Linked DNA regions of Mus musculus: all the other regions are linked to region 5. A link is a loop called in an ENCODE intact Hi-C map of the cell type or tissue named here. Cell type or tissue: heart. All regions are shown on one strand. Region 1 has its middle 32 kb from the start of Zfp777. Region 2 holds the start of Zfp746 (zinc finger protein 746). Region 3 has its middle 15 kb from the start of Mir704. Region 4 overlaps Pdia4 (protein disulfide isomerase associated 4). Region 5 holds the start of Zfp282 (zinc finger protein 282).

The links. Hi-C counts contacts between places; a loop is a spot of excess contacts. Peaks named below come from ENCODE experiments on the same cell type or tissue, not always from the same donor. Only the 100,000 strongest peaks of a DNase experiment are listed, where the experiment ranks them.
Region 1: a loop joins it to region 5, with 2.6 times the contacts of the local background. A loop is called at or near these places in 2 of 42 quality-filtered maps.
Region 2: a loop joins it to region 5, with 13 times the contacts of the local background. A loop is called at or near these places in 2 of 42 quality-filtered maps.
Region 3: a loop joins it to region 5, with 2.1 times the contacts of the local background. A loop is called at or near these places in 2 of 42 quality-filtered maps.
Region 4: it touches region 5 in a loop (3-fold over the local background); 2 of 42 quality-filtered maps call a loop at or near these places.

The regions. Positions count from the first base shown.
Region 1 is chr6:48,013,620-48,018,619 of GRCm38, reverse strand. It overlaps a transcript of Zfp777 not described here. Among named protein-coding and RNA genes, the nearest start is that of Zfp777, 32 kb to the left of the region's middle. In heart, a CTCF peak has its summit at 2,204 (motif pointing left); a DNase peak (open chromatin) is centred at 2,289; H3K4me3 peaks cover 732 bases; H3K27ac peaks cover 571 bases; H3K27me3 peaks cover 4,789 bases.
Region 2 is chr6:48,084,467-48,089,466 of GRCm38, reverse strand. It overlaps Zfp746 (zinc finger protein 746), which reads left to right and starts at 2,874. Exons shown (of 7, transcript NM_001163475.1): 1 at 2,874-3,152. The coding sequence starts at 3,129. In heart, CTCF peaks have their summits at 1,961, 2,827 and 3,471; DNase peaks (open chromatin) are centred at 2,796 and 3,386; H3K4me3 peaks cover 1,963 bases; H3K27ac peaks cover 1,420 bases; H3K27me3 peaks cover 344 bases.
Region 3 is chr6:47,786,340-47,791,339 of GRCm38, reverse strand. It overlaps the pseudogene Rpl31-ps7 and Rny1. Among named protein-coding and RNA genes, the nearest start is that of Mir704, 15 kb to the left of the region's middle. In heart, no CTCF peak of the experiment used is centred here; DNase peaks (open chromatin) are centred at 409 and 2,859; H3K4me3 peaks cover 1,005 bases; H3K27ac peaks cover 1,144 bases.
Region 4 is chr6:47,796,687-47,801,686 of GRCm38, reverse strand. Pdia4 (protein disulfide isomerase associated 4) reads left to right here. Exons shown (of 10, transcript NM_009787.2): 7 at 598-749; 8 at 2,345-2,501; 9 at 3,089-3,322; 10 at 4,784-5,000. Among named protein-coding and RNA genes, the nearest start is that of Mir704, 4.5 kb to the left of the region's middle. In heart, a CTCF peak has its summit at 2,452 (motif pointing left); a DNase peak (open chromatin) is centred at 2,446.
Region 5 is chr6:47,875,094-47,880,093 of GRCm38, reverse strand. It overlaps Zfp282 (zinc finger protein 282), which reads right to left and starts at 2,539. Exons shown (of 8, transcript NM_146175.3): 1 at 2,258-2,539; 2 at 1-94. The coding sequence starts at 2,422. In heart, a CTCF peak has its summit at 2,510; a DNase peak (open chromatin) is centred at 2,513; H3K4me3 peaks cover 2,335 bases; H3K27ac peaks cover 1,714 bases.

The DNA of each region.
Region 1 (5,000 bases), 140 kb before region 5:
CCTGGCTGTCCTGGCACTCACTCTGTAGACCAGGCTGGCCTCGAACTCAGAAATCTGCCTGCCTCTGCCTCCCAAGTGCTGGGATTAAAGGCATGCACCACCACGCCTGGCCTGAGGAAACTTTTAAGTGAACAAACAACTTATTTTCCTGCTGATCAATTTCATTCCTAATCATGACAGAAGAAATATGCATTAGCTACCATCTGGCATGAGGACTTGTAGCCATTTTCAGACCTGTGATGTCGACATGAAGTGTGTCACTAGGAAGAGCCTGCTGCCCCTCTCCCTTTTAAAGACGGCCTCATGGAGCGCAGGTTTGTGGAGAGCTCACTGTGGATGGAAGGATGACCGTCTGCCTCATCTCCCAAGGGCTGGAACAACCAAATTCAAGACACAAAGCTTTATCAACTATATGAAGATGGGCCAAATCTGCAGCTCAGTTTTTCTGCACTTTGTCAGTGTTCCAAACTTTTGTTTGCAGCCTCTAAGTCCCTTGTTTAAATGGAACCATTTAAATAGTAGCGCATCCTTCCTGCTGGCCACTGTCTGCCTGGCCTTCTGGACTACCAAGAGAGAAGCTTGCTTTAAATCTAAGGTTCTGACCAAGCACCTGTGACTCTTAACATTTCCCAGTCTCAAACCAAGCTCTGGATGTCTAATTTATTCAGTGACACTTGCCATAGTTACCTCATTCCTGGATGGAGCGAAGTTTCTTAACTTTAATTTCCTTTCAGGTTTCACATGCTTGGCAGATATTCCTATCAGAAGATGATAAGTCCCCATAAACTCACCAGGAAAATCTCAGAAGCCAAAACTCACCAGGAATTCCTGGAAGGCTTTGGAAATGACAGCACAGATGTCCTTAAAGGATCCATTATAATTTCAGCACATGCTCCCACTGCCTTTTCCAGGGAAGAATCGGGGACCTTGCCTCATACCTTGTAAGCATCCTGGAGAGGCTATACTGCCCTGGGATTACAGGTACCTCCTAGGGGTAGCACTTAGTGGCCATCATGCGTTTGATTTCCCTACAGATGGGGACAGCTTTTACTTACTTTGTACTTGCTCTGGAGTCTGACACCCAGGCTTATCAATCTCATGGATAAATATGTTACATGTCAACAATGATAAAAACTTGGCCTCGTGGGAACAGATTTTTGGTTTTTTTAAACAGGATGGAACTAGGTAGCCCTGACTGGTCTGGAACTTGCTATGAAGAAGACTAGGCTAGCTTCAAACTTACAGAACCCTGCCTCTTCCTCCCAAGCTCTCAAGACCACCATGCAACACCACCTTCCCAATCAGAAATACTTTCTTAATTATAGACAATCCCAAACCAGTGCCCTGTGTGGGGGCACAGCAATGTCAGTGTTCAGGAGGCTGAGGCCAGCATGTGCTCTACAGAGGCCAGCCAGGGCTATAGCAAAAGTCTGCCTCAATAAACAAACAAAAAATCTAAAACTTTTAAACGATACTATCTTTTAGTATGCATTCACTCCAGTAATGCCTCTCATATTTAGCCCACGTACTCGGTAGCGTCTCCAGGCCCCTGCCAAACCCTCCAAATGGGTGCCTGCTATGTGAGAGAAAGGTACGTAGAGGTCTCATGAGGAATCCAAAGACAGGCAGGCTGAAAGCGAGACCTAAGGAAGATGGTGTGGTGTGCCTCCCGGTACCAAGGACCCCACTCCACCTTTCGAACTGAGCATAAACTGCTGGAATCCGGAATAAGCCAGGCTTTGGGACTCTGGTTTCAGATGCCTGGCTTAGCTGTCTGGCCACTCTCTCTGGCACGATTAGAAGCTCTGACCTTGGGAAAGATCTCCCTACCCCATCATCTAACCCCTTCCAGAGGGGGCAAGCCCTTCAGACGCCCAGAGAACCCCCAGAATGGCCCATCTCTTCTGCCCCAAGGACTTTTAAAGAAACCTCTCAAATCCCAAACACGTGTGTGGCAGTGAGACAACGAGCCAAGGCTCCAAAAAGCCATCCTATTTTCTAATCCCCGAACAGTATTTTTTGGGTTCTATATTTATATTTTCAATAAATGTAAATAGATCATTGTTTATACCTTTAAACCAATTTTAATGGTGTAAATTCCAAATGTCCTTCCTCCCAGCATCTTCTCCCTGGCCTCCATAGGCCTGGCACACTACCTAAGCTCCTGCAGGCCCCCACCACGTCGGGCTGTGCTGGCCGTTGTGCTGCCCCCTGGCGGCCAGCACCGAGAGGGCCTCGGAGGCCGGCGCCCACCTGGCTGTTGGTGGCCGCTCTAGGAATGTGAGGGGGGGGGGGGGCTCTCGGTGGTGGTGGTGGCGCAGGCGGTTTCCGCGCGCCCAGTCCCCGCGCCACGCCCAGGGGTGGCTGGCCCCAGAAAGGCCAGCCCCAACCTCCTCGCCAGCAGCCTGCCCTTCCCACTGCAGCGATGCCTCAACGCCAACTTTTTTTTTTTTTCTCTGCACCCTCGGGGCAGCACGGCCTTGTTCCCTGGGGTTTGTGCTGCGGGTTCTTTCTCCAAATCCCCAAGCAAACACAATTGTGCATACACCAAGGCGAGGCCTCAGGAATTTGCAGGTGATAATAGATACCGAGACTTACTCCCAACCGAGTGCTCAAACCAGTTGCAGAGAAGAAAGCCAAAAGCGAGGAGAAAGGAATGAAGAAGTTCACGGTCCTTTAAGGTTTATGTTTAAAAAAAAATGTGTATGTGCCTTTGAGCATGTGTGTGCACATGAGTGCAGCTCCCAAGGCCAGAGGCACCCAATCCCCTGTTGTAAACTGAGCTTCAGTTCTCTGCAGGAGCAGCAAGCTCTCGTGGTTTTTGTTTGTTTTTAACATTTATTTTATGTGTACGAGTGTGTTGCCTGCATGTTTACATGTGTACCACAACGGTCAGAACAAGATGTTGGGTCCCTTGGAACTGGAGGTATGGATACACCTTATGAGAGAGACACTGTGTGGGAACTGGGAACTGAACCCAGGTCTTCTTAATGGGTCAGCCATCCTCCAGACTGTCTTTTGAGAGGAAGGTCTTACTATATGGACCTGGCTGGTGACCTCACATTTTCATCATCCTCCTGCCTCAGTCTTCCAACTGCTGCATCACCACACCCACCGGTTCTCTCACAATTTTGGAGAAAGTCTAAGTTCAATGTGGGACAGATAGGTCCTTTCTGGATGTGTTAGTCTGAGTGCTGCCTCTGTGCCCAACTGAGCTTCCACTTTGCCCCATTCTTATCTTTGAAGACAGGGTGCCTGTAGGCCAGAAGTCTTTCCTTAGGTGAGCCATCAGGAACTACTATTTAAAAGATGGTTGACGGAATGACCACTAGTCACCCTGTGAGTTCATCATAAATCCTGTTTGCATGCTAAAGAACACACCATCCTTTGCCATAACAACAATTTCCATAGCTATATTTGCAAAGAACCACTAATAGGGATGAGGTAGGAAAGAGAAAGAGTCGTCAAAATTCCCGGCAAATCTCCCATTCTCAAAAAGCACACTACCATTCTCCTTTGAGCCCACCTGCCCCCATTTCCTTTACTCTCTAGCTTCCTAGACACCAAGAATTTATTATGGGGTTTATCTCCCACATCTCCTATTCTTGGATAATAATAAAGGACTCACTACTCAGGCTTCATATTGGTTCCACAATTCCTAGAGGGAAAAAGGACCCAGTTTAGGTACAGAAACCTGCAGCCTTGGTAATGAATCTGCTCTCTGCCTGCCTCTTATGCTTCTGATGATGGCTCAGCAGTGCTTGGCTGTAGACCCACCAGCTTCAGCAGCAGACTCTTTGGTTTCCACGGGAGGCCCCTACAGGCTTTACATGGAAAATTTTCCCCGTGAGGGAAAATCAAGCTCGGTTTACCTGACTTAGGTAACCTGTGCTGGGCCAGGACTTCTCAGAGTCCGATATCCGCTCACTTAATGTTGCCATATCTAAGCATAGCACAATTTTGGGAAAAGTTTTCAGATATAAACTCAGCCCAGAGAGTACAACAATGCTTAAGACGTGTTTTCATGGACCCTCTCTACAAAGTACCTGTGGCTTCATGCTTAAGATGGGTTTTGGTTGCCTTAGAAGCAATACCCAAGATAAGGGTCTAGGGAGAATTCTCTAGGGAAAATGGCTGAGATAAACACAGCCCCTGTGGGAGTCAGGATTTGGCCCTAAGAGAGCATAGAAGTCACTTTAAAGTACAAATAACATCTCTCATAAGGGTGAGTTTTATGGCCTAGAAATAATGTTCAAGGTTTTAGGGAAAAGGGGTCTGGGATAAGTAAAACATAAATTCTGATAGATACGCACACATAGAGCCCAGCTCATCAGACAGCAAAGGATCAACAGGCTGTAAACTGTATTGATTCTCAGCATTCCAGGAGGAAGACAGGTTAAACATCTCTTTCCTATGAAGGTGGCTGGTAGCTTAACTTTCCCGGCTTCTTCTGTGCTTGTCTGTGTGGACCAGCACTCTCTGCCCTCTGCACCACCTGTAGGATCCTGAAGAGTAAGATAGAGCTGAGATCATTGACCTATGTCAGAGCTGGTCCCAGAGGTGAGCTCCAGTTATCTAAGCCCTTGGGAGATAGAGGCACCAGAATCAGGGATTCAGTCATCCTCATCTACATGGTTAGATGAAGGCAAGCTTGTGTTTCATGAAACCCTGTCTCAAAACAAAAGAATCTCAGAAAAAGAAAGGAAGGAAGGAAGGGGGAGAGAGAGAGAGAGAGAGAGAGAGAGAGAGAGAGAGAGAGAGAGAAAGAGAGAGAAAGGAAGGAAGGAAGAAAGAAAGGAAGGAAGGAAGGAAGGAAGGAAGGAAGGAAGGAAGGAAGGAAGGAAGGAAGGAAGGAAGGAAGAAATCATCTCAGGACAAGTCAGGGTGAACTAAAATCAGAGTTCTTGAAGAACAGTGTTTAATGTAAATTGAACATAGATATTAACAGAAGGAGAGAGAGAAACTGAGGTGTAGCCCGTGCCTGTAATCCCAGCAATTGG
Region 2 (5,000 bases), 210 kb before region 5:
TGTTTTGTTTTTTAAACAGAGAAGAGTTGGAGTTAATAAAGATATTTAATATCAACTTAGACACAAAGGTTAGCAGAAGGATAGATACTCAGGAAAAAGCAAACCACAGCTGAGAGCGTGGCTGTGGGCGTCTCCAAAGAAAAGCTGAAGAAAATAAGAACCACATGTGGGCGTGGCTCTTCAGTGGAAAGGTGCCTTGGCTTTTCTTTTTTTAATCCAGGACTTTGCAGCAAAGCTAACAACCACAGGTCCTGATCGCCTCTTTTGCGCTCACCTCTACAATGGTACTCTTGCCAGGTGTTTTCCTTAAAAACATTCCTCTAGATCATAAAACCAGTCCCACTTATGGGCTCACCCCAGCAGAGGAGATGCTTTGGGTGGGGGGGGGGGAATTCCTCCTTGGAAGAAGTACCAAAAGAAACAATAGGAAAGGACCTGGGGCAGATGCCAGAGCTGTCCCCTGTAGTAAGGGTAAGAGTGGACTTCATCCTTTGAAGAACAGACTCTATGTCAGGGGATCCGGGTAATTATTTTGAGAGGCAATCCCAAGACTTTGGAGATCTCAGAACACAGCTGAGCTAGCAGGAAAAGAAGAAAATTAGATTTGGGGAACCAGCCTCCTCAAATATTAAGAATAAGTGCTCACCCAGGGCAGTCCCCAGGGTAAATTCAATTTTTACACAATAAGAAGGATGTATTCTAATGGCTCCATCCCTTCTCACACCCCTACAGACCACGCAGGCTGAGGAGAGGATAAAGGAAGTGTTAAGATCTCAGTCCGTGACTTAGGGTTTCTCTTGCCACAATGCAACACACCATGAGAAGAACTTGGGGGAAGAAAGGGTTTCTCCTCCTTACACTTCAAAGCATCATTCACCATTGAAGAAAGTAGTTCAGGAACACAAGCAGGGCAGAAACCTGAAGGTTGGTGCTGATGTCAAGGCCATGGAGGCATTTGTTTTTCTCAGTTAGGATTCCCCTCTCTCTATAAGATACAATTTGCAAAACACATGAAACTCAAGAAGAACGAAGACCAAAGTGTGGACACTTTGCCCCTTCTTAGAATTGGGAACAAAACACCCATGGAAGGAGTTACAGAGACAAAATTTGGAGCTGAGACAAAAAGATGGACCATCTAGAGACTGCCATATCCAGGGATCCATCCCATAATCAGCCTCCAAACGATGACACCATTGCATACACTAGCAAGATTTTGCTGAAAGGACCCCGATATAGCTGTCTCTTGTGAGACTATGCTGGGGCCTAGCAAACACATAAGTGGATGTGCTCACAGTCAGCTATTGGATGGATCACAGGGCCCCCAGTGGAGGAGCTAGAGAACGTATCCAAGGAGCTAAGGGGTTCTGCAACCCTATAGGTGCAACAACATTATGAACTAACCAGTACCCCGGAGCTCTTGACTCTAGCTGCATATGTATCAAAAGATGGCCTAGTCGGCCATCAGTGGAAAGAGAGGCCCATTGGACATGCAAACTTTATATGCCCCAGTACAGGGGAACGCCAGGGCCAAAAAGTGGGAGTGGGTGGGTATGGGGGACTTTTGGGATAGCATTGGAAATTTAATTGAGGGAAAATACCTAATAAAAATATTTTTTAAAAAAAGGATTCCCCTCTCTCAAATGACTATAGCTTGTGTTAACATAAAGTTAGCCAGCACAGTCAGGGAGCTGGGGAAGGAGGGTCAGTTATTAAGAGTAAGAACAAAACTTCAGTTCCCAGGTTGCTCCCAGAACCTGAGACCCCTGACCTCCTGCACACGCGTACACATATTTGCATACATATGTGTGCATATACATAATCAAAAATAAAAGTAAATCATAAAATAAATAACGAATGGCAACAACAAAAAGATCTCAGGCACTGGTCTTGCAGGCTCCTGCTAGGGGGTGGCATGGAAGGCAATTCTGAATGGCAATACATCTTCTTTGCCACACGGGGCTCCACACTAGGCTTCTGGAGAAATTTTACATTTTGACTTTTTTCTTCCTTTCCTTGTTATTAAAAAACAAAAATATGAATTGAAAAAAATTAGGGGTCTGGGGTCTACTGGCACTACGTTAATGGACATGCTTCCAAACCTACCTAAACTTTGTTAGACATAACCTTTTATATGAACACTGTATGAACATGAATAATACACATGATAACACACATCTTGTTATACATTTGTTACGCATTTTAACGCCAAAATGAAGTAGTTCCGGACTACTCTCGTTCAACATCTTTCCACGCTTACCTGATATATCACAAGAGGGCGTTGGATCTGCGGTAACTACAGCTTGTGGTGAGATGCTGGGAACTGAAACCCAGCCCTCTGCAAGAACAGCAAGTACTTTTAGCCGTTGAACTGTATCTCCAACTGCATTCAAAAAGATTTTAAACGATGGCATTTTAACCCATTTTTCATGTCATTAAAATGTTTATTATAGTATACATACTATAGAAACCCCACATTTTTTGTGTCATTAAAATGTTTATTATAACACACATACATAATCCTACAGAGAACCTACTGTGACTTATCAAGCCATATTTCTATTGTTGGAAGCATTCATTCCATTTCAAGGCAAAAATAGGCGTGCTACAGCTGGACAGCTGCGGAAGTGACCGTGCCGGGGTGCGCACTGCCTGCCGAGGCCGTACCCCCAAGTTTTATACCGCCAAACCAGGTGGCACATCGCTGGTGAGCACTGGCGCCGCGGGGGGCGTGGCGATATGCGGGGGCGTGGTCGGAGGTCGGGCCGAGGCGGGGCCTCGTGAGGAGGGCGGGGCCAAGCGCGGCGGCAAGCGGGTGCCGGCGCTGCCGTTCGCCGCTCGAGCTGCAGGTGGAGCTGTGCCGCCGCGCTGCCTCCAGGAAGCCTCACGGGCCTTCGTCGGCCTGGCCGCGGCACCGGCTCCCAGGATGCAGTGTGGAGCGGCCGGGCGCTGACGGCGGCGGTGCGGCTGCGGGCGGAGCGGCAGCAGGCCGGCCTGCGAGGAGCGCGGCGGGGAAGGTAGCGGCAGGCCCGGGCGGCGCTGCCGGCGGAGAGGACCCGGCAGCCGGGCCTGCGTGGGGCCGCGCGCCGCGGCGTCGACTTCCTTCGCGCCGAGCAGGACAGCGCAGGGCCATGGCCGAGGCGGCCGCGGCTCCGGTAAGGGCGGCCCGCGCGCTTGGCCTGCGCGGCCTCGGGCCCCGGAAGGCCGGGGCCCAGCACACTGTGCCGCAGGCCCCAGGAGGGCTTCCGGGCCAGACCGGGCCTGCGGGTCCTGTGGCTGCGGCGGGCGGCCGCGAGGTCCTCCGGGGCCTACCGGACCGGGTGGAGCCGAGCGCAGGGAACGGCCGTCCGCGCCCGGGAGGCCGACCTGCGCCAAGTTCCCGGTCTGCGCGTCCCCGGGCCGGGCTCCTTCCTCAGCGCCGGGCCGGTGCTTCCCTCTCCCAGCTCCCCCCAGCGGCCTGGTGGCACCTGGGAGGTGTCCGACGTCGATTCTGTAGACAGTGAGCACCCACTATGTGCCCAACCCTCCTCAGGCGGCACGCGAGGACTGCTCGTATTTGTCCAGCCAGGCTGGCGCTGCACTCAGCCCGGTTTAGGCATGATTTTGTCTGCACTGCAAACCTGTGGGGTAGTAACTATTATAGTTATTATTTCATACAAAAGAAAAGCTGAAGGCCCAACGAAGTTAACTTGCCAAGAATCTCAGCGAGAAAAGTGTGGGAAGACAGTGCTCTCACAGTTCAATGTCTGTAATAAGGAAAGCAGTCCAGGTACACGAGTAGCCTTATGGTCGAACAGAAAGAGGTCGTAGCCAACCTGGTGGAGGTTCGAATGCAGGTGCTTAGCAGACTCTGGTGCTCCTCCCGCCCAGCCAGGTAATCTGTGCTTCTGTGAGTTGAGTTAGCTAGGGTTTCTAGGGCTTGGGCAAAGAGAGGCAAGGGCCAGACACAGGACAGTGCAAAACTGGTCCACAAGCCTGGAGATATGGTTTTGGATATGAGGCTGCAGAAATGGAAGGGGCTGGGAAGGCCTGGGCTTCGTCATATGGGTAGGAAAGAGTTGAAGGAATTGGCATCAGTGACTCCGGTCTCAGAGTACTGGCTTCCCTAGCTGTTTGGCAATTGACTATCCCACCTTCGCTTTAAGTTAGCAAGGTGCTAGGCTTCAGTAGAGCACAACCCCTACTTCCAACTACACAGGTCAAAGACCATGGACCCCATTTAAAAAAAAAAATTAAACAAGAATGACATCAACAAGATAGATGTTTGTGCAAATGTCTTTGTGTAACACACAGATTGCAGCAGAGAGAATGGGTGGCAAAGTACAAGGATACGTCTGAAATAGACTCTAGTCTGGGGCAATCCCAGTCAGGGCTGGTCCTGAGGAGTAAGGGACCAGAAGTGTCCTCCACAGCACTTGCTCCCTCTAACAGTTCTGCCAGTCAGAACCCATCTGAGACCCACTGAACGTCCCCAGTCAGAGCCAGTGTCCTTCCTTCTGTACAGCCTGAGGAACTCTTGAGCACCACCCAGGCAAGCTTTTCTGCCTCTGGTCAAGCTCTCATGTCCCCATTTTCTCATGTCTTCCCATTTTCTGGTTCTCAGCAACTCAGATGAGTCCACACTAGTTTCTAGAACTTGGTTTTTTTGGTTTTTTGTTTTGTTTTGTTTTTGTTGTTGTTTGTTTGTTTGTTTGTTTGTTTGCAAACAGTCACCAATCTTTTTTGTTCAAGAATATTCTTCTAGAATATAAGAAACATCCATCTTCAGGCACTGACCAGAAATGGCGCCCATGACAGGATCTCTGATCTACCCTGTGGGTTGCACCTTAGATGTACATGGAAGAGCTCCTCCCATTCCCTACCCAAATGTGTTCTTTATCCCCAGTAGGTAGTCACTAAAGCCTCTATGCCACTCCCAATGACAGGGATGCATCAGTCTTATGATTGTTGTTGCACATGTGAAAAGTATGACTATCTGCCTTCCTCACCAGATTATAGTTTAT
Region 3 (5,000 bases), 89 kb after region 5:
AGTTCATTCCCATGCTAGTGCCAGCACCTGCGTGTTGCCCCTGGAGCCACTAGTTCTTTCTTAGCCATAAACCCATGGAGTCGGTGATTTCACATTCCAGTAACTAAATGGAGCCGCCACCCTCGAGGTGCATATCACAACACCCAGTAACCTGGTAAAATCTTAAAGCTTGTAGTTACCCAGTCAGATTTATGTATAAATAAAATCACAATTTACCAAATGCCAATACAATAATTTCAGAGCCAATTGAAAATGATAAAAGCTGCCCACCTAGATTAGACAAATTATCCCAATATTCTAACCTTTATATAGTAACAACTTGTGGCTGGTCTTAGCCAAGCTGATTCATAACCAACATCATCTTCCTTCCTCTCTACTCTGACCTGTTCCCTGACTCAGCAACTCTTAGCTCCGCCTCCCTTTTCCCTGTCCAATCACAGACCTCCTCTATACTAATGTAATTGGACAGGGAAAATCCTGGGACAGTAAGCTGTTTTAGCCATGGTAGTTTATCACAGCAACAGAAAAATAACGAATACTTTTCTCAACTTCATTTATACATTCATTCCTTCAACCTGTTTATTGAGTACCTGTCTGTACCATATAATCTGCAATTCTGCTTTCCCAGGGTCCTAAGGGGGTTGTTTGCACCATGAGGAAGATATTTCATCAGGAATAAGTTGGATCTGACATTCTAATGCCCTCAGGTTCTAGTACGGCTCTTCTATTAAAAACACTGATCCTGGTGGGGGTGTGGGGGGGATGGTTTCCCAAGCTTGGACTTAGGGAAATGGGGTTGAAACCCCCCACAGTTCCAGGGTCTTCTCTCTGTGTCACCCTGGCTGTCACGAAAATCTCTTTGCAGACAAGGCTGGCCTCAAACTCAGAGATCTGCCTGCCTCTGTTCCCAAGTGCTGTGCTTAAATGCACACACCACAACCACTGTCCAGCTGAGACTGCTCCATTTTAAAGTATTACCTTTTTTTGAAATGAGACGTAATCTTGGGTATTTCATGGGGCAACAGGTGAAAGATCCTGCATTCAGAGAAGCTGATTTCCAAGGCTGGAGAAGTTCTTTGAAGGACTGTAGTAGAGAAAAATGCTCATTTTTTCTTTGACTCCCTACTTTCTCTGTTAACACACTGACTTTGCAAGTGAAAAATGGTATTGGGCAAAGGAAGAAGAGCCAGCGACTGTATCTCCCTGGAATTTAGGTGCCAGTGAGGATAGGGTGCTACAGATTAGACAAAAGGGTGGAAGATGGGTAGAGCAGGCTTTGCTACCCCTGCCAGGGAAAGCCCAGCAAAGAATAGGCTGCTCTTTCCTGCTACTACATGGATCTTAAGTATAATAATCTAGTATAATAATATATAATATAGTTATATAATATGTAATATAATTATATTGTTATATATAATAATTGTTGGCATCAGGACCTCCCAAACCTATGACACCACATAGGCGACAGTGTGACCTGTTGTCAAGACAATGGCCATCATATTCCCAGAATTCATTGGGCTCAGCTCCCACCTTTACAGTCATTTTCCATAGACGCCCCTCCTCTCTTTCCCACTTTTCTTTCTGTTGTCACCTTCCCTGCCTCACTCTCTCTCTCCTCTTCTCTTTCTGCCACTACCTTGTCTCTCTCTCTCCCAATAAAATCTCTCCCATGTGGAACTGTCTTGGCCTAGTGTGCTGTTGAGATGTGACCCACCATTCTAACACATCAATAATATATAATAATAGTATAATAATAAAGCTATTTGTGTTATTATTTTGAAAAAAAAAATCTCATTAAATAGCCCTGGATGGCCTGAAAGTCTCTATGCTGGCCTCAAACTCACAGAGATCTGCCTCCCCCCCCCCCCCCCAGATGTTGGACAAATGGAAACTGCCACTAGGCCCTACCTGAATGAGTCATTTTTATAAACTCATTTATATTTTCCCTGTCAATTTTGTTGAGTTTTTAGGTAGGATGGAGGTTCAAGAGAGGCAAAGACCATTTTTCAGGCAAAAAGTATATTAGCGCCTGCTTCGAAGCAGCAGGTTCTATTAAGCAAACAGGTAGCACTGACTGCAAAGCAACAAGGGTCTTAGAAAGTCTCAGGAGGGTCAGCGGAGACCTGGGAGGGAAGTAAAGATGAAGGATATTGTGTCTCCAGGAAATGGGTTAAGTTTGCTGACATCACCTAATAGACTAAGAGACACTTTTTCATTTCTTCGGGCTGAGGCAGGTGTTTGAAGAGTCCCAGGGACATTTCTGGGAAAAGGGCATCTGTAACAACAGAGCCTAGTTGGTAGGTTATATGACAGGAGTCACTACCCTTCTTTAGGGTGTTGCTATCTGGAATGGCTGATGCAATCTGACAGTTTTCAGCCTGTTTCATTACAACCCTACCTCGCTTCAGAATATCCTTACTGTCCAATTGGCTACTTTTTGCATTCATATTAATCTCCGATGTTTTAGAGCTCTCTCTCTCTCTCTCTCTCTCTCTCTCTCTCTCTCTCTCTCTCTCTCTCTCTCTCTCCCTTCTTTGCTCCCCCCCACCCCCCATTCCACTTGCCTTGTTTTTTGCCTTCTGACCCTGTCAACTCTTAAATCCTCAGAAGTATCAAAGTTGCCCGGGTATTTAGCCTTGCTCTGGCCTGGTGGGGCTGCTTGCCTGTTTTGTTTGGGTTTGGTCACTTGGGGCTTGGGGAAGAGCGGGTAGTGGTAGTTCTGGAAGCAGACTACCCACGTGGGAAAATGGTTAGTTTTAGGGCACAGTTTTGCTGAAGGACTTAGGGGTAAAAAGCACGAGGGTATGGACAGTGAAGCTTCCGCCCTATCGGAAGACGGATCGTGGCGGACCCACAGCAACCGGACAAAGGAGGCCCATCAGCAGCTACTGAGCCTTTCGCAGTCCAGGAGAAACGCCCTAGTGACGAAATGATATATTTGCAAGTCTTTCCCAAGATGCTCAGCAAATATCAGCGGCTTCGAGTTTTGATGGCTGATAGTCATCAAAGGTATTAATGACCAGATACTTCCAGAGTTTTATATATGAACACAATATCTATGTTATGATGTAATTTACACATACAATAGAAAAATCACCATGACTGAAAAGTGATGAGGTACTTGGCCTTTAATTAGTTCAGCGTGAGACCATGGGCATTGGCTGGTCCGAAGGTAGTGAGTTATCTCAATTGATTGTTCACAGTCAGTTACAGATTGAACTCCTGTTCTACACTTTCCCCCCTTCTCACTACTGCACTTGACTAGTCTTTTTTGAAACTTACATCTCCCCATATAATTTTTCTAATCTTAGAAATTGTACAAGTTAAATGGCAATATGTTTATGGTATCATTGAGGATACAGAAAAATACTCGATTGTTCTCCTCTAAGACAAATAAACAAGTAATAAATAAAAAGGGTTTGTTGAAATCAATCACAGGCCAAGACTAATAAACAGATATATAACAGCGATGACTGACTAAGACATTACATGTCCTAAGACAGTAAAGGAAGGAGACTGGGTAACTATGAATAGCTTCCTGCCCATTGTTTTCTTTTTATTTTTTTTATTGGTACTTTTTAAGGCAAGGGTTGTTTTATTTAATTTCTACAATGTTTGACTCACTTAGGAAACATAAAGAGCAAAATGAAAAGCTTTGTAGATATTTAAGAATTTTAAAGTAATATCAGCAGGGTCAAAGACTACTATTTAATAAGACTTAATAAACAAGATTAAGAGATATTTAAAGTTGAAAATAGTGTCATGTTTTAAAACAGAACTGTAAAAATACATGTTTCAGAAAGGAAGCTTTTTTGGAGGAAGGAAATCAACTCAAGAGTTTGAAAATATAGAAAAATGTGAAAGAAGGCTAAGTTTCTTGTGGGAATACCAAGGGGAGCCTCAGAGACACTTGCAAGAGACACTTGCACAGCTGAGTCGCACCCAGAGGCCTTTGACAACCTTGAGAAAGCTGGAAGCAAGGCTCTGTATAATAAGATTGTGGAATAGTCTTTGCTGAGGTTGAGAAAGAAAAGTATGGAAACATTAGAAGGGAGAGGAACCTCTCACCCTTTGCTTGTTATTGAAGTCTCTTGCTCACAGACAAAGATTTCAGCACAATTAACAATTGTTCCAGGCCCTTGTCCTTCCCAGATATAAACATGCAATTTTCTAGGGAATCTTCTCAGAAACCTCCTTTACAGGGTGTACTGGCTGGTTTTGTGTGTCAACTTGACACAGCTGGAGTTATCACAGAGAAAGGAGCTTCAGTTGAGGAAATGCCTCCATGAGATCCAGCTGTAAGGCATTTTCTCAATTAGTGATCAAGGGGGAAAGGCCCCTTGTGGGTGAGACCATCTCTGGGCTGGTAGTCTTGGTTCTATAAGAGAGCAGGCTGAGCAAGCCAGGGGAGGCAAGCCAGTAAAGAACATCACTCCATGGCCTCTGCATCAGCTCTTGCTTTCTGACCTGCTTGAGTTCCAGTCCTGACTTCTTTGGTGATGAACAGCAGTATGGAAGTGTAAGCTGAATAAACCCTTTCCTCCCCAATTTGCTTCTTGGTCATGATGTTTGTGCAGGAATAGAAACCCTGACTAAGACACAGGGAAAAGACATGTACTAAATGCTGAATAGCTCTGGTCTTTAACAGATTATAATTTTATTGGTAGAACTACCTTATAATCTTACCTATCAAAAGGTAGAGAAAAGAAAACAAAATGGTTTCTTAGCAAATGTTTTAAGTATAAGTCTAGAGAACTCCAAATGGGCGGTATGTGGCTAATGCTAAGAGGATTGAGACCCCCCCCCTTTAGAAGCCCTAACCTACACTTGAGTATGCCTTTTTTTTGTTTATTTTTTGTTTCATTTTTAAATGAGCATATCTCTCTAACACTTGTGCTTAACGTTTGTATTAAAAGATCCTTAATAAAACCTCCAGTTGTGCCTTTCCAACTTGGTCCCAACAGAATGGCTCCCGTAAAGAAGAGTGGGCGAGAAGAAGA
Region 4 (5,000 bases), 78 kb after region 5:
GGATTTGGCTAAATGCAGAGTTCTTAATCTCGGGACAAGAGCTTGAAACCTCTGTAAAGGGCACTAGGTATGAAACCTCAGTGTAAAGTCACAGGACTATATGGTACTTGCATGTTCTCTGAGAGGTACTGTCGTCCTGGGTTCCAGTTTGCTACTTGTCATAGATAGGAGGAAACATTTGCTCCAAACAAACAGTTCTAAATTTCTGTGAATGTATTATTTTGTATTTCTGACAAATTCTAAGATGGAAGACTTAGATATTATATTTGTGCTGAACTTTGAAGCAGGCTACTAGCTGGGCAGTGGTGTCGTACGCCTTTAGTCCCAGCACTTGGGAGGCAGAGACAGGCAGATTTCTGAGTTTGAGGCCAGCCTGGTCTACAGAGTGAGTTCCAGGACAGCCAGGACTGTACAGAGAAACCCTGTCTCGAAAAAACAACAACAACCCCTCCCACACACACACATAAATGAATGAATGAATGAATAAAGTCCATTCAGAATTTACAGTAGCATTCATACCCTTCAGGCACTTGGTTGGCCAATGAGGGTCATAAAACTGTTACTTAATCAATTTAATATATTCTGTTCATTTGTCAGCTAACAACCTGAGAGAAGATTACAAGTTTCACCACACTTTCAGCCCTGAAATAGCCAAGTTCCTGAAAGTCTCCCTGGGGAAGTTGGTGCTGACACACCCTGAGAAGTTCCAGTCCAAGTATGAGCCCAGGTTCCACGTGATGGATGTTCAGGTGAGGGGGGCTCTTCAGAGGCGTGAAGCGTCCTCTGCTATGTCAGTTCCTGGGTATTCTACGTGCACAGCATCTGGACTTTGAAATGTGGAGAATTTTCTTTGCCCACAGGGTGTGGCATACCTGTCTTAGACACTGTTCTATTGCTATGAAGAGACATCATGACCAAAGCAACTCTCAAAAAGGAACGTATTTAACTGGGGGCTTGCATGTGGTTTTAGAGGTTTAGTCCATTGTCATCCTGGTGTGGAGCATGGTAAGAGGCAGCAAGCATTGGAGCGGTTGCTGCAAGGCCCATCCTGACGCATAGGCAGAGAAACTGGGCTTGGCATACAAGAGCTTTCGAAATCTTAAAACCCACCCCCACTAACACACCTCATCCAGAAAAGCCAAACCTCTTTTTCTTATTCTGTGGAAGAGTTCCACTCCTTTTGTATTCAAACCTCCTTTCCCAGCCTTTGCTTCTCACCCCACTCTTAAGCTTCAGGGCACAGAACAGGAGCCTAATCAGTGAGTGTTGTATTTTTCCCTGATGATGCTGGTCCATTGTGCTGAGGCTCCTGGTGTTGGAGCTCTGGGTCTTTATGGGACCCTGTGGGGCAAGTGGACCTCCTACCCTGGGAGATCTCAGAATTGAGAATGGTGGGTATGGGGCCAGCTCCCTGTCAAGCTCTACCTGTCCTGGAATATATAACTACGACACCCCATTAAGAGGGCCTTGACAGTCAGTCATGTAGGGACAAGACCTGGAGACCTACGTTCCCTATGCAGATAGAGCATCCCTAACATCTCAGACTGAACCAGTGAGAAGCATCTACCCCTGGATCCCACCCTCCTCCACATGGAATAAAGTGCTTGAGTTACCTCAACAAGAACTATCTAAGAGTGACCTTGAGTTTTAAGTGTGAGCTCTAGTGACCTCCAGTCTCTAAAACCTGAGTTCTGTGTCCCTTTAGACACTCACTCTGACATATATTTTAGGTGCCATGCAAACTTGGGTTTCCTTGATACTGATGAAACATCTCACTGAAGAACCATATAGGCCATCATTAGAGGAGTCCATTGTGGAGCCTAGTTGAGTACAGCTGTTTGTGTGAATGCTATGCCCTCAGCACACAGCCCCCAGAGAAAAAAAGTGGGCTCGGTGTGACAGCTCACCAACCACGTCTTTCGCCTGAGTCTAAATTCTAATCTGAGGCTTCCCTGCTCTCTAGTACAATCTGAATGCTCTCTAGTACAATCTGAAGGTTAAAGGTGTGGCTGCGTGTGGCCAGCTGCAGCGCCTTGCCTGGCCATTTATTAGCTGCAATTGTATCTCACCTTGTCATCTGTAAAAGGGATTTCAGGGCTCTTGTGGACCTCAGTTAACTGACTATGGAAAAGCCCGCATGGTTCAGTCCATGTGTATAGTTACTGTTTAAGACCATTAAGCTTTTTCTCATTGGGTTTGGAGTTCCAGTCAGAAGAAATGGTGTGATTAGATGGGGTGAGTGAGCTCACACAAACATCTGTGCTTGACAGTGACTCTGACGGCACGTTAGCTAGAGCTCCCTTTTCATTGTGCTTGCTCTTAGTCTATGCTGTCTTTGACACAGGGCTCTACAGAAGCATCAGCCATTAAGGACTATGTAGTGAAACATGCCTTGCCCCTGGTGGGCCATCGTAAGACTTCTAATGATGCTAAGCGGTACAGCAAACGCCCCCTGGTGGTTGTATACTACAGTGTGGACTTCAGCTTTGATTACAGAGCTGGTGAGAGACCCTACCAACACCTTTATAGGGCGGGGGCTACCATTTTTAGACATCTTGTTCTAGAACCCTTAAAGTTAGTGGTATGGGCATATTTTTGCCTCTAGCATCGGATTTCGAGTTCTGAGCCATAAAGTACCCTTTTTCCTTCCTGATTTAGTAAAAGGGGAGTTAAGAGTCAAACCTAGGGCTAAAGAGTTGGCTCAACAGGTGAAAACAGTGCCAATCCTGAGGTATTATACTATGCATTCTATAATAAAAATTAAAACAAACAAGAAAATAGACGATAAAAAAAAAAGTCAAGCCTAGTACCTTCATAGAGATGATGTAGCAGATCTGGTGCTGAACTGGCTTCTCAGACAGAGCTGTGTTGCCAGTACCCAGGTCTCCTGGGGCTTAGTTGGAGTTCTATCCTTAAGCCAGCTGCTTACACAGTGTTGCTATACCAGAAATCCTTTCCTATCTGGTCGAGGTACTTCTGGGTCTGGGCCTTGTCGGAGAGCGTCAGTGTCAGAATCTTGAATCTCACAGTCCAGGGCAGGACAGTTCTTCTGCTCAGCCACTTAGTTCACAGCCTGTGTCTGTTTCAGCTACTCAGTTTTGGCGTAACAAAGTCCTAGAGGTGGCCAAGGACTTCCCTGAGTATACCTTCGCCATTGCTGACGAGGAAGACTATGCCACGGAGGTGAAGGACCTGGGGCTCAGTGAGAGTGGAGAGGATGTCAATGCAGCCATCCTAGACGAGAGCGGGAAGAAGTTTGCCATGGAGCCAGAGGAGTTTGATTCAGACACTCTCCGGGAATTTGTCACAGCTTTTAAAAAAGGTGAGTTGGGCCACACATGTTTGTGCCTCACAAGGACAGGTGACACTCCGAAGCTTCCGAGCCAGCAAAGGACTCTTTTATCAAGAATGAATAAATGATTTAAAAAAAAAAGGAAAAAAAAAAAAAGAATAAGGTAGCACATGATAGAGGAAGCCACCTAATCTCCTCTCCATAGCCCCAGAAAAGACCTGGTAGGTCCCCTGTTTCTCCCTGCCCCTCCTCACTCTCCATAGCCCACAGAAAAGACCTGGTAGGTCCCCTGTTACTCCCTGCCCCTCCTCACTCTCCATAGTCCCCAGAAAAGACCTGGTAGGTCCCCTGTTTCTCCCTGCCCCTCCTCACTCTCCATAGTCCACAGAAAAGACCTGGTAGGTCCCCTGTTACTCCCTGCCCCTCCTCACTCCTAAGCCCTCTCCAACCCATTTTCTGACTTAGTTACCTGAAAAAGTGCCGATGTACCCCCCAAACTCTTCGGTACCAAGACAACTTAAATGTTACTTCAGACATTAGGAGGTTTACTTTTTCCTCATTTTGGCAAGTTTTCTAGTATTTACTTTGAAAGCAAAAGCCGGATGAGGGCCCATTCAGTAGCATCAGTCTAAAGAAGCCACAGTTTGTGGTTAGGCAAGGATTCCAGGAGGCATCTCCAGATGCATCCCAGTCAGGTGCAGCTGAAAGCTCTGTGACTTGAGAACTTGACCTGGAGCGTCTCTTGCTGCCGACCACTCGCACTCAAGAGTCTTACTCTAGGCGCTTCCTCTCCTGTCCCTTGGGGTTGGGAAAATGGAGACAGACTCTCTGTTCTTTGTTTTTGCTTTTTGAGACAGAGCCTTACTGTATCTCATGTTGGCCTCAATCTTGTGATTCTCCTGCCTCAGCCTCTCAGAATGCTGTTATTGTAGTTGTGTGTCACTGTGCCTCATAATTCCTCTTTCATTTGTTTTTAGTTTGGTTGGTAGGTTTTGGTTTTATTTTTAGGAAAAAAGGCAAGCATGACTTAGAAACTTTTCAGAGCTCTTTGAAACAATCTTTTGAATATGAGGAACACTTGCTATGAGACTCCAAGTCTTTATTGTCCTGACTGAGCAAAGCACCTAATTCTCATTGCTGGCCATTTGGTACCTACCGGGGCCCTTACCCATTTTGGGTACTTGTTTTTGTCATCACAGAGTTGATGTTTTCCCCACGGGGTTTTCAGACTCCGTCCTAGTGTGCTCAATAGTTCTCCTGCATTGGTCAGTGTCTCTGTTAGACTGAATTTTGTAGAGACTGGGAGAGTGAAGATAATTTTATTATAGAATATTGCCCGTTGTTGGGGAAGGTTTTAAAGGGGCTAAGTCCCCACCTGTGAGTGGGGCTAATAACTCCTGGTAGTTCAGGTTGCCTCAGTGCCTGGTTCAGATAGAGTGGCAGGATCCATGGGGTTTTAAGTACTGACACCTCCTCTTTTTGTTTTGGCAGGAAAACTAAAGCCAGTCATCAAATCACAGCCAGTACCCAAGAACAACAAGGGACCAGTCAAGGTGGTGGTGGGAAAGACCTTTGATGCCATTGTGATGGACCCCAAAAAGGACGTCCTCATTGAATTCTATGCACCCTGGTGTGGGCACTGCAAGCAGCTAGAGCCTATCTATACCAGCCTAGGCAAGAAATACAAGGGCCAGAAGGACCTGGTCAT
Region 5 (5,000 bases):
GCATCATGCGGTCAGGAAAGACAGGGGCCCTATCTGGAAAGGGCGGGAACTGAAAAGGCATTGGTCTCCTGGCATCCATGTCCCATTCTTGAGCCTGTATGCAAGGGAAGAAAGTGACAGCTCAGGATGAGAACATGTGTGTGAGAGAAGGTGGCCTGAAAATGGGATAAGCAGTCAAGTACTACCCAGTGTCTCTACCAAGCCTCTGCCTCTGGCTAGGCTCATTAATGACCTCAGTGGTAGCTGGAACAGTCACCCTCCACCTCCCACCATCCAACTAACCACTCTTCCATTCCCTTCTTAGGAGAGCCAGGCTGGTTACTAGTTCACCTGCCTCGGCCTCTGGAAAGTCTAGGTCATGCCCCCCTGCCTAACATAGATAGCCCAGACCCTCTCTTTGAAGAGAACAGCTGCTTGCCTCACAGACAACACTGAATGGCAGACTTCCCATTTGGCTCTCACTCTTTGTTTCAAGGTAGGAATTTCCGTGTAAGTTGACTGGAGTTAATCTTCTGAGCAATCTCTCTTGCAGGTTGGGGCAAGAATGATTATCTCTGCTTTAAAGATGATGAAATTGAGGAACAAAGAAGCAGCTGGCCATTCTTTAGCACCGCCCTGCCCTGCCAACTGGCAGGGCTCTAAGTGCCACAGATAACACAAACACTTTGCAAACATGCAATCACTGCCATGTCTACTAGGCCTACCAGAGATACTAGGCTGGATGGTACACCTGGCACTGTTAAAATTCCACACACTGCTACTTTTTCATAACTGTGCAAACTGGAAATAGGTTTACTAGACAATAGCACTTTTTAACAGGAAGAGGGACATTCTTTACCCCTGTGAGGGCTACAACAAAAACCTCGTGGCTCCCTTCCCTGCTTCCTGATGAGGGGGTTCCCCATGGCCCAGAGCCTGCCTCTTTCTCTTCTACTAGATATAGGCTGTGTGCTGAGCTCTACAACAGAGAAAGAAAAGTGGAGGTTGGTCAGGGTGTGCGGGATGACAACACAGACCAGAAGATATGTCCCTTTCTCTCTTGGTTCTCTCTGCTTCTGGTGAAGGGGCCCTCCAGTTGGGAAAAGTGGAATCCTATTGCTTTGAAGTGAGCCGGACTGACTGGCTTTTGACAATCACATGAACTATTTTCCTCAAACTCTGAGAAGCTGTGATAGCCAGAAGACTACCCCACAGCATCTGAGAATTCCTCTCTGACATGGGAGTGAGAACAACAGGACCCTAGGAATGCCAGCCCCTGCTGGGTCCTGGTGGCTGGATGGCTGTCAGTGCCATCCACTGGGCTTATGGAGGCTTCACCGGGGCCTTGTTCAGAGAAGGGGATAAGACTGACAATGGAAGTGTAGGAAGTCTGAGGCTGGTTGCATTTCCGCAGGTTTGAAGACCTACAGTTGGTCATTTTGCTCAAAAACAACCAAAGGTCTTCATATTGACTTGTCAAGTCTTAAGTCCTGACTGAGAATCAAATGGGAACACAGGGGTGGCTTCTTCAGAGTCCAGTCTTCAGGTAACTCAGTCTCCCTTCTGAGACAATGATGTTAAACCACGTTAACCCTTCTCCTTGTGCTGTATACCCAAGGCCGTGCCAGCTAAGTCCTAGGCACCCTGAGATCTCCTACGGAGCCTAAAGAAACAACTGGAGCCTTCTCTCTCACCCCCAGGACCCCAAGACAACGCTCGGGGATGCGGTTTGGGCGTAGTCAGTTGTCTTAGGCTGCTCTGGCGATTCCAATATGCAGGCAAGTTTGCCAACCCAAGATGACAAAGTCCCCTCCCAGTCCCTTCCCTGGCTCATCCGTTCTACAGAGGAAAAGTGGGCTGCTCTTTATAGTCGGAAAAAGACAGCAATAAAACAGCTTTAAACCCTTTTATTAAACTGGCTACAGTGTAAACATGGTTAAACTGTTCCCTCTGTGGGCCGGGAATAGGCCTGCCGCAAACCCAGGCGGGTCGGACGCCAAGAGGAACCCGAGTCCCTGCTCAGTGAAGCGGCCACTACCGCGCTAGGTCCCGGGCAACACAGCCCCGGCTTCCGCATCCTGCGGGCCCCGGGTCCCGGCCGCACCGGCCCGGACAGCGGCACCGTGGCAGCGCGGCAGGGCCTGGCGCTCCGGGCCTGCACCAGGCCCGCTCCGCCGTTCGCCCGGGGCCCCGGCAGCCGCGAGGCTCCCCGAGGCCCGGCCCCGCCCCGCCCCCACGGCAGCGGCGCGGCCATGGCGCCCGCGGGCGCTGCACCCACCTGCATGGGCGGCATTCCCTCGGCCATTTCCGCGCGTAGCGCCGGCTCCTGGTGGCAGACCTCCTCCGGGGGCAGAGCCTGGGCCCAGCTCCAGCTCCCGCTGTCCAGCCCCAAACCCTGGATGCCCAGCTGCTGAGGCTGCGGCCGTGTTGACACAAACTGCATCCTGGGAGTGCTGTTCCCCGCTCGGGCCGGCCAGGGAGAAGAAGAACGTTTTCCAGGCGCCTTCCCCCTTGCCGGGGCCGGACAGCTCCATCTACAGCCCGTAGGAGCAAACAGTCCCCTTCGGTGGCGCTCCCCGCCCTTCGCAGCCGGCGCGCCAGCCAATGGCCTCGGAGCTCCTGCCCGCCTGCAGGGCTGGACGGGGGCCACTCCAGGCTGGGGGCCACCGCCTCCCCCAAAGAAATCTGACGGCGACCGCCGGCCTCTAGGTCTGGCTGGGGTGGTCGATCTTCACGTCCCAAGCTGCGGCCTGGACAGTGGGGCTTGCTTTCTGTTACTTCTAGGAATGCATTGGACATCCCAGGAGAAAATGGTGCCTCACCCTTGTAAAAATTTTACCCAAATATTTTCTGAACACCTACTATGTGTCAGCTTTTGCTTAGGCATAAGGTGGGGTTTTTTTGTTTGTTTGGTTTTTTTTTTGTTGTTGTTGTTGGTTGGTTGGTTTTTTTGTGGTTTGCATACTCTTCTTCGGTTTAAATTGCAACATTGCCACTGGCTGTGATTTTTTTTTTTTTTAACATTTACTGTCTCTGAACCTCCTATGTTCTATATAAATAGGGTGGGGTGTTATGTTTGTCTTATTTTAATGTTGAAAAATTAGGAACTAATGCCTGGCACATAGTAGGCTCCCAGATACTTTTGCTAGATGTGGTGTGCACACTTTTTATTCCTAGCACTTGAGAGGTAGAGGTAGGTGGAGTTTAGGGCCAGCCTGGTCTCCATAATTAGTTCCAGGCCAGTCTAAAAAAAAAAAAAAGTAATTACCCATCAAAGATAAATCCCTGTAGGTTATCTGTAGCATATTGTCCACTTTGTCTTCCTAAATGGCCAGTCCTTATCTTGTCTGGACTGAGCTCTCTAAGGCTTATCACCTTGTGGAAAGTCAGACCTGGTGGAAGCCATGAGTTCTACTACACTTAAACTTGAGAACAATATGAAGCTACGGGGAAGGGTGGGGTGCCAGAGGGGCTATCTTCAGAAGGACAGTTATCGAGTGCTTTATTAGGTATGCTTCCAGGATATATGAATGAGTATTTCATAGACTCATATTATCCTCTATGAAGGTTATGCTCCAGAAGTCAGTGATTTTTTTTCCGTTTCCTGGTTACAAGTTGTGCATGCATGCAAGTGCATATATCTCACTGTAAACATCACGTCCACTATTAGTAGAGGAACCGAGTAAGCCCAGCCTGGGAAGCTCCAGGCAAATGCTTTTCTACTGGCAACCCACATCTGAGAAGACATTTTCTGACCTATGGGATATCAACTCTATATTCTCTTTTCTAGAAATGAGAAACAGAGGACTAAGTTAGTCCCAAGTGTTTAAGCTATGTCCTCAGGATAAAATGATTACTATGTCCCTCCTTAAGTATGTAGTGAGTCATATCAATGTTCCTTTTTACACAGAAAGACAACAACACAGTGTGTCTAATCCAGTTTCCTCGCAGGTAGACTTTCACACAGCCATTCACACTTTTACTGTGTAGCAGAGATTAGGCTTAGGCTGGGGGTCTAGTTCACAGTATTGTATGAACAAAAAAACCAAAAAACAAAAAACAAAAAAAACTCAACTTAAACTGGGCGATGGTGGCGCACGCCTTTAATCCTAGCACTTGGGAGGCAGAGTCAGGAGGATTTCTGAGTTCAAGACCAGCCTGGTCTACAAAGTGAGTTCCAGGACAGCCAGGGTATACAGAGAAACCCTGTCTCAAAAAACAAACAAACAAACAAAAAAACAACAAAAATTTCAACTTAAGCAGGCTCAAATGCACATTTTCACCATATTAGCATTATTTTATAACCACTAAGCCTACCAACTACAGGGCATAGAAACCTATACAAGCAGAAGGGTATGGGGTGGCTAAGGTATACTTCTGGAAGAAAAAAAAGGGCATAATGTGGGTGCTGCTGGTGCTACATTGGTTATGGTCCCTATATCAGGTGCTCCAATGACCAAGGGACTGAGGAGGCTGAGATACTCAGTCACTGGCTATGAGCTCCCTGAGGAGCAAAATGGACAACTGGTTAAACTATCATAGCTAATGTACACTCTTTACAAGAGATAGATTCAGGCCTGGCCCTTGACCTGTCAGGTGGCATTGACTGTTTTCCATTGTCTCTCCTAAAACTTCTACAGCTTGTGCTCTGGACAGTGTATTTGAAATGATGGCTGCAGGAGAGGACAAGAGAGGGGTCTCATACATTTCAAAACATTTATCTACCTTTTCTCAAATCTCTCTAAACCTCCCATATTATATATAAATAGGGGGTATGCTAGTCTACTTTAGTATTGAAAACTTATAATGTCTGGCATATAGTAGGCGCTAAGGAAAGGCAGTTACTCTTTACCCCTTTGCCAATGTGGGGATGCATGCCTTTGTTCCCAGCACTCTGCAGACAGAGACAGGTGGAGATTTATTTGATAAAATAAATGTCTAGGCTTACTCTTAGCTAAGTAAAGAGGATAACATGTCTATCTTGATATTGCCCCATGCCTAACTTAACAAGTAGGCTCTTC